Linked DNA regions of Homo sapiens: region 1 is linked to region 2. Evidence: chromatin loops called from intact Hi-C (ENCODE). Cell type or tissue: HepG2. All regions are shown on one strand.

The links. Peaks named below come from ENCODE experiments on the same cell type or tissue, not always from the same donor. Only the 100,000 strongest peaks of a DNase experiment are listed, where the experiment ranks them.
Region 1: it touches region 2 in a loop (6-fold over the local background); 1 of 110 quality-filtered maps calls a loop at or near these places.

Annotation. Positions count from the first base shown.
Region 1 is chr4:3,405,599-3,410,598 of GRCh38, reverse strand. All of the region lies in intron 4 of RGS12 (regulator of G protein signaling 12), which reads right to left. Among named protein-coding and RNA genes, the nearest start is that of HGFAC, 34 kb to the left of the region's middle. RefSeq lists an enhancer at 344-1,251. In HepG2, no CTCF peak of the experiment used is centred here; a DNase peak (open chromatin) is centred at 2,338.
Region 2 is chr4:3,343,712-3,348,711 of GRCh38, reverse strand. The region is part of intron 3 of RGS12 (regulator of G protein signaling 12); the gene reads right to left. Among named protein-coding and RNA genes, the nearest start is that of RGS12, 53 kb to the right of the region's middle. In HepG2, a CTCF peak has its summit at 2,450; a DNase peak (open chromatin) is centred at 2,431.

The DNA.
Region 1 (5,000 bases), 62 kb before region 2:
GCCCAGAGCCGGCTACTGCTGCCGGGGTGCACTTCGTTCATCAGCCACGGTGAAGCTGTAGGACCTCCCGCCCAGTGCTGGGAGACGGAAGACCAGAGCTGGCTGGACAGCCCCCCCAAAGGCACAGAATACACAATGGCACGCCCTGCACCAGAAACAGCCTCGGGGGCCGATCCTGTTCTGTGTACATTCCAGTGCATGGGCACATACTACCTATTTAAAAAATAAGATCATGCAGGCTGGATGATCACTTGAGGCCAAGAGTTTAAGACCAGCCTGGGCAACACAGTGAGACCCTATCTCTACAGAAAATGAAAATAAATTAAAAAATTAGCTGGGCAGGGTAGCAGGCACCTGTGGTCCCAGCTATTCCAGAGGATGGCTTGAGCCCAGAATTCGAGGCAGCAGTGTTGCTAACCTTGCTATATTTTATGCTGACAAATGAGGCAATCCTCATGAATGAAGTTTCTGCATTATGAGCACCATGACATTTTTCCTCCAGCTTTTTTTCCTGAGACAATAAAGGCTAGCTGAGAACTGAGGGAGAAATAGACGTTAACTGGCCTCCAGGGAGCAAGGGAGAACTTCCATGACAGGACAAGCCACGCTGAGCTGGGCAGAGCAGGGAGCCAGCACGGAGCAGCACGAAGTTCACCCTGGGGGACAGTGATGAGCAAGAGACTGCAGGGTCCCTCTGGCTGCCTGGAGGGTGGCCTGGAGGCTGCCTAGGCGAGGCCCAGCTGAGGGGCCCTGGGAAGAACCAGGACGGGAAGACAGGGGAGGCAGAAAGGAGGCTGCCCCACTGCACGCTGTGGCTGGCACAGCTCAACCCCCCACGGTTGCTGACGCTTTTGCTCCTCAAACAAAAGGTGTTTCAATTCCAACACACAAGCACGGTGACGTGAACCGTCTGCCTCCCTTGCTGCCGGTGGAGGGGAGATGGGCCTCTCCCTGGTACCATGTGGAAGTCCCACACCAGCCCCCGGGCCCACCTCCCCTGTTCCCTGGCCACTCCCTAGGCCTTGCCGCCTCCCTCAGCAATGGGACCAGCTACCCACAGGGCTGCTCTCCCCATTCCCACACTGGTGTATTTGTGGAATGAATGAATGGTGACTGATATAAATTCTGAGTGAAAGATGACTGGTGTATTGACTAACATCATGTTCAAAAGTTTTGGCAGATACTAATTATTTTCTAAGACTCACAAATCAATAACTGACCCTTTAAAAGTCTAATCAAGAAAGAAACATGATTGTATTTTAAACAGTAAATGATGACCTGTCTGGTGTGCTCGGCTCCCCTGTGCCTGGTGTGCCCGCCCAGGGAATCTGTATTCCCTCCCCAGTGTGCTCCTGCTCCTGCCCTTGGGGTCCTGCAGAGGCAGATGCTGTGTACAGGAAACCACATGGCAGACCCTCCTGAGAGAGCACAGCCTCGGGTACAGAGGAGCACGGCAGAGAGCAGATGCAGGCATGGCTTGGGGGCGGTGTGGGTGCCAGACCCTCTCCTGGGCCTGCCCAGGCTCCAGGACCCACTCAAGTGAGAGTTGCTTTAGCTGCAAATAAACCATTTCCAAGGAAGGGAAAGAGGTTGCAGTCCATGCTCTTCTCTGGTATTGCAAAGACAGGAGGCGTCACCTTGCCAATTGCTCCCAGCACTGCTGGGGGTGAGAGCCACGCCCCCTTCACACAATCTCATTTTGTAGCTTTCTGCTGACATAGGAATTGTGCTCCAGTAATTCCTCCCAGTGTGAGGCCACAGCAAGCGGGGGCCTCAACTCAAGCACAGGAGCCTGGAGAGTAGAGGAAGCAGACACATTACCTGGAGGAGCCGGAAAGAGAAGCCTCTGGGCCACAGCCCCGGCTGCCCATGCCACCCCTGCCTAAGGATCAGGACAGAAAACTCATGACCCAGCTCCTCAGCTTCCCGAGGGCACAGACGGGACCTGCTGGGCACGTGGACCCTCCTGAGTCCAGGCACTGAGTCCAGCGATTCGCAAAGGACAGTGGAATCTCCAGCAACACACACGTTTTTCAAAAACTGGCTACCGGAAAACGTCCACCCGGAATTCTTGCAATCATAAGCTCTCCTGGTGAATTTTTACGATTCCATCTGGACAAAATTCATGCAGGTGACTTGCAGAGGAACACAGCAGAGCCAGGTGCGAGGCAGAGCCCCCTGAGCACCATTTTTCTTTGCTACGTGGCTCAACACACACGGAAAGTCGTCTCCTCTCTAACACTCACTTTCAATTATGGATTTCACAATTCACAGCACTTTCATGTGCTCTGGAGTTGTTCTCGTCACGTGGAAAATAGTGCACAGTCACAGAAGGCCTGACCTTGAACCCTGAGCAGCACTCACCTAAAATAAAATTCCTTGCACAAGCCACCATTCCGACCCCAGCTCCAAGGCCAGAACGCGGGAGGGATGCCACCACGTCTGTAACTCACTGGCCTGCTTGCAGTGGCTTGCCTGATTCTCTGGTGCTGAACACGTGAGTCAAACCCACACTTGTGATCTAAGCCAAAGAAGAAAAGAGATCCACAAAACACAGCCCACATCCCAACACCACCTTAGAGAACACGGTCCAGTTTACGGTATTGTTGTGGGATTTTTTCTTTCGACTGACCCATCTGAGTCAAAGAAATGCTTTCCTGGTGAAAAAGAGTTTAAAGTCTGTTTAGATTTGCTGCTAATTGGAAAAGCCGCCATGTATATATTGGTGGGTCAAACATGTAGGTTACGTTACAAATGTTAATACCGTAAGATGAAAAGTTTGCAGTTAGTTCTGTAACACACGGCCCGGGCCCGTTGTTATCTCATCCAAACCGTAACCTCAAACACTCTGACTCTTTAAGTCATAACTCCAAGTCAGATCACGAAACACGTCACTGCACAGGCACCCCTATGGGCCCCTCATCCCCGACACAATCCCGCTGCGGCAAACATACCTGAAGACCACATAAGTCAGTGTGCCCCTGACAACGCGACAAGGTACGCAGATGGGGACAAGGGACTTTACCTGGGTAGAGCTGATAAGAGCCACTGTGATGCCACTTAACCAAATACTTCCAACCATGCACTGCAAACCACCCCTCTGAGTCCATACCAGGGTCAGCCGGCAGAGCCCGGGCGGCCCCGAGCAAAGGCCTGCGTCCCACACAGGGACATTGCTCCTGAGCTCACACTCCCAGGAGGCCAATTATTGCAGTTTCTCCCGCGATCCCAGCACACGGCTGACAAAGACGGCTCTGCCCTGCCTGCACGCAGGCTCACGGATGGGAAGCCAACAGGAGACGTCGCACGAAGCCTTGCCGAAGACGCATGCATAATTCACAGCAGCCCCTCAGCTGCTGCCGCCACGGAGCCTGAATTATTGAAGGCGGGCCGAGCACAGCTAGGTGACTGCACGTGGCATAAACACTGCAGATGGAACCCCGGCCTCCCAACACGCTACTCCACTTCAGCAATTTGTGCTTTATTAAACAAGCAGTGGCAAAGGAAAAAAAAGTACTTGTAGGCTTTTTGTATAGTTTTTAACTCTTCTTTCCACATGTAACTTAAATTAAAAAATTTTTAGTCCCATAAATATAAAACCTATCTTTTTATAAGCAGGTGATCACTCAAACAGCGTGTTATCAGGAATATGTATTTAGTTAGGAAATAAGCAACTATACCAAACTGGACCACCTGTGAACCATAAGGAACATTTTTACAACCAAGCAAAATATGCCAACTCACAGACATTTCTGAACAACCTGTGGGCATCCTGGAGGCGGCCTGCCCACCACATGGGGTGGTCCCTTTCCGAGGTGGGGTGCCACACCCACCTCTGTTGCTCCTGCCCCCAGGCCGAGCAGGGCCTCATCTCTGAGAGGATCTCCTGGGTCTTGGTTCAAGGGTTAGGAAACATCCGCTAACACCACAGGTGAGGCCCAGCAAAGTTCCCTGGAGAGGGCGGGTGACACACAGTCTCCATTTTTCTAGGACACTGCACTCTCTGCAGTTAGGACAGAAGCGGCCCCCGACAGCAACTGCAGGAATGGGCATGGCCATCCCACTGACACTTCATTACACAAAGCTGGTTGGTGGCAGGGTTTGGCTGAAGGCGCTGTTTGTTGACCCCATCTACTGACTCCCGGATGGACACTGCCACACAAGCAGCTCTAACTTGATGGAAGCTCCACTACAAAGGCATCCAATCAAGCTCCACATTTTCCAAGAAAAAAGTCCTGGAAAGGCTGTAGAAGGCAGAGCTTGGCCTCATTCGGCCCACCCGTCCATCATGTGCTTCTTGGCCTCCAGTTTCTGAGGCACAGGAAGCCCTTCTCCCCCATTCACAGGGCGGCCCAGGCAGGAGGCGTGGGTGCAGGCTCTGAGCCCGCCCTGGCCGGAGTTCTGCACTCCTTTCTGGCCGGTCACCTCGGCGGGGCCCCACAGTCCCGTGGGCCTCAGTCCCCGTGTCCATCTGCGGCTGGCAGGGGCTTGCAGGGCTGTTGTGAGGGCCAGGAGAATGAAGATGGGCAAGTGGCCGAAGCCCAGATGTAGGCACTATCAGTGCAGCTAAATGTGCTTATGGGGGAGCCGGGACATACGAGCACCGAGATGCCACAGGAAACCTTTGTTCACACCCAAACCAGCCCTCTCCTAGACAATGTGTGCCATCCTTTTTGGGGGGGCAACTTTTTCTTTTGAAATAATTTCAAACTTGCAGAAAAATTATAAGAATAATAAAAGGGACTCCCATATCCGTTTGCCCAGATTCACCAAATGTCCGCATTCTTCCTGCTTGCTGTATCATCCCGTCCCTCTCCCTTCCGCCCATTCTCCCTTCCTCTAAACACGTTCACACCTGCACACACGCAACCTTTTTCCAGACTATCTGAGATTAAGTTGGAGACAGCATGCCTCTTTGCCCCTAAACACGTCAGTGTAGATTTCCTAAGAAGGTGGACATTCTCTCATAACCAAGTACCGACATCAAAATCAGGAAATTT
Region 2 (5,000 bases):
TTACTATGGTCTGATGCACTGTTTTCCGCCTGTATAACTCGATTCTGTACATTCGGCTTTTCTGGATGTGTCTGAATTGTTCCATGGAACCAGAAAACTTCCCATACTGTGACTTAGAGCCCTGTACTGCCCTGCTCAAGCCACTAACTGTCACATTGACATTCCTCTATAATACGGTGCGCACTCGTAATACTGGACACCCTCTTCCTATGTCTCATTAAATTCAAGTACTTTTCATCAGCTTCTACTTCCAGGCAAACCAAACGGGCTTCCCATGAGGAGAAGCAATCACACCACAGGAGGTTTTTCTTTACCTTTTTGGTAACTGGCCTACGAAACAAAGATTTTATGTTTTATCAAGATAATTTCCTGTGTTGTCTTTATTAAGTTTTTTATTTTGTAGGAAAACTGAGCTTTGAGTGGGTTGTTTGTTTACATTCATGGAACTCCCTGTGTTGCTTCTGAAGTCTTTCTCATTCTGGTTAAATGAATGACTATTATCTAATAGTGACCTGTGCTCCTGTTTTGATCAGGCGTTTTAAATCTTTTGGCATCTTTGATGGGCTTCCCCAAGATATAAATTCTAAATTAAATCTTTTTGACCCATAATTAGCTTTAGTATTTTCCAGTCAAGCTTCTGGAGAGCCTCAAAGGACGTATCTCTCATCTTACAAAGACTTATCTGGTACGTCTGGTAAATGATTAGGCTTATCTGGTAAATTGTATAAAAAACACTGTAAAATGATACGTGATGCTAGACCTTCTTTCAGTTACATTTATGGGTGTGTTTTTATAGGAATGTTCCAAAATTGTATAAAACTCTCAGAAACCTAATATGCCATAACTCTAGTTATTATGTTGTATGCTACAGAAATAGCCAGATTTCCTTGTCAATTGCTAATTATAATGAACTTCCACCAGATTTTAAACCATAGCTATTCTGTTTTCCTTATCCATTGTTATTGTTTTGATTTTTCTCTAAAAGCATTTGCAATCAGATTCATGGAAAAGACTCTAAGAAGCACTCTTAAATACAGGTTTCTAATAACTTTAAGATCGACAGACTAACTGAAAATTCTTCAGAACTCTAATAAGGAAACAGATGAATTTGTGAAACTACTTATCAAGATCAAGCAGAACAAAAATTAATTACATGAGATTAAATAACTGATGAGATGTTTTTATGACTTTTATTTGAAACATTGTTGGTTCTTTACTTAAATGTTTTGTTTTCCAGATCTAAGGATGTTTTCTTTCTTTCTTTTTTTGAGACAGAGTCTCACTCTGTTGCCTAGGCTGGAGTGCAGTGGCGGGATCTGGGCTCACTGCAAACTCCGCCTCCCAGGATCACGCCATTCTCCGGCCTCACCCTCCCGAGTAGCTGAGAATACAGGCGCCCACCACCACGCCCGGCTAATTTTTTGTATTTTTAGTAGAGACGGGGTCTCACCACGTTAGCCAGGATGGTCTCGATCTCCTGACCTTGTGATCCGCCCACCTCAGCCTCCCAAAGTGCTGGGATTATAGGCGTGAGCCACCGTGCCTGGCCAGAACGTTATCTTTCTTAAACTGTTTATAACTTACAGCAATCTGGTAAAGTATACTTCTGTGAAAACAAAAGTAAAAACATTTGCTTTTTCTCCCTACTCGATCCCTCCAAAATTTGGAAACTGTTCACATGTATTCTTATGGCAATGTGGTTATTTACAAAAAAAAAAAAATCTGTTCCCTCTTTGTAGCAGGATACAACTGAGACCAGTGGTTCTGTTCCCAATGCCTTGTCTGGAATCTCAAATTTGAGAACGTGCATAGAATACCCTGCTTCAAGGGTTCCTAGACTTACAGCGGGTAAGTAAAAACTGTCACTTCGTATCAGGCCCAGAAACCTTAAGACTGTAGGCAAAATCTATAGTCTGCCTTGGTTTGGCTTCCCAGCCTCAGGAGGTTGTTAAAATCGGAGTGATTTTTTTCTTGTGTGATCAATGTAGAGAGAAGCAGCCATGTTTCTGAAGAAAAGCTGCAATACTCCTGTTATTAGACTGGAGCCCTGTGCACTGTTTCCAAGCTCCTCAATTCTTCCAGCTTCCTCCCATCCAACTTTCTCCCATAGAATCACTAAAAGCAGAGAACTACTCTATTCCTGAAGCCCTATAAGCTGAAACTAAATGTTAAGGGACAAAATCCCATTCCTGATGCGTGGGCCACACCAAGAGTTCACCAAACCACTGATGCCACAACCAGAGACACTTAGACCACAAGACAGGACTAGAAGCCGACAGCTTCATGCTGTGGGCAGCTTCTCCAAGGCACTGGAATAAGAGTCCATATTATAAAGACACATTTACCCCTCTTAATGCCTACCTTTTTGACTCGGCAGAATAATGGTGTAATCGAAATTTCACAATCAGTAGCTTCTGCTGGGAACTAGATAGAACCCTAAGAGATCCTTGAGTCCCCCTAGTGGGTGACTTTGGGAACATCCCTAATACAACTGGTGCTCACTCTGCTTTAATCCAACTCAGTCATGGGACACTAGATGATAAAATTGCTCTAAATTATCCATTGCGTAAAGAAGGAAATGTCTGTGCTATTGCTGATACTACCTGCTATACCTGGATAAATTCTTCTGGGAAAATTAAGGACCATATACCCAAAATAAGAAAACAGGTCGGGGCATGGTGGCTCATGCCTGTAATCTCAGCAGAGGCGGGAAGACAGATTGAGCCCAGGAATTCAAGATCTGCCCGGGCAACATGAGAAACCCCATTCTCCACAAAAAGGAAAAAGTACACACACACCAAAAAAGGAAACAGGCCATATATTATAAAAAGTCTCACCCAATTCCCTATGGTCATTTGATTTATTCAACTGGTTGTCTTTAAGCCTATGTTCATGACTCAAAACATTATGCAAACTAGGATTGTCATATTATTATTAATTTCACTCTGCATTTTCCCTTTATAAATTTTTTATCTGTTGCTTAAGTCTCTGCAGAAGTACAACTCCTAACAGAATCGTGCTGGCCCAGCGCGTTGAGATGATGCCAACACCCATGGAACAGACAAAACCGTACTTAACAGTGGACTCAGGTAGACTGCGCCTGAGGGCCACTCCCTCCACACCTCCCTGGTTGCTCAAATGTGGCTAAATGAGCTCTGACACTGACTCCTGGTCACCAGTCACTTCCTGATGATGTGGAACCAGACCACACCAAACTGGGACAGCTCCATCCCAGCACCAAGGGGCAATCAAAGCCTGACTGCAGGATGACTGGTCAGCTATGCTTTTGGAGAAAGATCTCAATTAAAAGGGGGAAATGTGAAAGTTGTCAGAAAGAAAATGGAGTCACTTGTATTAAAAACCCTAACAAAGTGTTACAGAGCCAGAGAAGGCCAGGAAGGGAGGGTTCTCATGCTCATAGACCTGATAACAAATCCATCACAAAAGACTGCAAAACCACAACCTTGCACACAGGCCATCTCAGCCTCACATACAAAAATATTCCTCTGAGGACATCTGTCCCGCAACTGCCTGTCCAACCTTGGACTGGTCCCATCCTTGTAAGATAATTATCTCAAAACAATCCTGTGATCCTCCTCATTTTTCCTTGAAAAACTGCTGTCTTTCTTGACCTCCCTGAATATTCATAGTTTACTACAGCATGCATATTCTCATTGCAATGCCTATTCCCAAATATTAATAAATATCGTTTTCTTACAGAGAGCCTTCCTCCGTGTTATTCAGGACGATGGGCTCAAGAGGCAAACCACCCCTCACTTGGGAAGGCTGCTCAGATCCCTCTCCAAGGAGTCATGGAAGGCAGCCAGCAGCGAGCAGGGCCCACACAGAAAAGGACAGGCAGCCCTGCCACCTGGGCCATCCTCCTTGGCCCCAGTAAGAGATTTACAGCCAGGAAGTTTAAGGTGTGGGGCAAAGACAGCAGGGACCACAAGCCATGTGGAAAGCAGCAGGGCCCTGGTGGAGATGGAGCATCCACTGGGGACACCCAGTGATTAGACGCTGGAGCTGTCTATCAGGAGCATGGCACTGACCCTGGCATGGGGCACACCCAGCAGCAATCCACCATGAGATAGAAGTTTACACCCAGCAGGGAAGGGGCAGGTTGTGCAGAGCACGTGGCCCAGACCCACATATCATTCACCAGGGCACCAGCACAGCTCTGTCAGCCCAAACCTAGGGCCACACAGTGAGTTCCTCATGACCAACAGAAAAGGAGGAAAATGAACAGGACTTGTGCACAGATGGTCAGCTCAGCATGGCAGTATGAGCCAAAAATGGTCCCGGGGTCCTCAGCCTCAAGCTAGGCCCTGCCTTAGGTAGCACACACCCCTTTTGAGTCTTCATCAGCAGCATGAGCACCCCATTGCAGCCGATTCTGATTGCTGCCCGCCCAGATACAGCACGCTAGCCCTGACCTGCCCTCGAGTTCCCCGGAGAGACCAAAGCTAAACAGGCCATCCAAGGGCAGATTCCTATTTGCAGCCACAACGTGCCAATCCCCAGGACCCCTGCCATCCCTGAAGCCACCTTTTCTCCTGGAAGAGCAGGAGCTGGAGCAGTCACTGTGGACGGAGTCTGGCCACACCGCTCATGCAGATCCTTCCCAGCTAAGAACACTCTCGCCCGTCCCACACGCGCTGAAGGAGACATGTACAAGAATGCCGTAAGGGCAGACTCTCTCCCACTCCCACTGAGTGTCTATCGATAGCGGAAGGCATCAATCATCGTCATATACTCATAGCAGAATGCCATACAACAAGTAAAAGGACTGGACTGAAAGTCCAGGAGTAAATCTTGAAAACATGACACATGTTCTAGAATAAGACATTAATAAGAAGACATAGAATACAGCTGCACCTGTATAAAATTTTAAAACATGCCAAATGAGACAGTCAAAGGATCAGTGGTTGTCAGAGTTCAACGGGAGGGTGCAGGGTAAACAGGTGGGGCATAGAGGATTTCCAGGGCGGCGGCTTTCT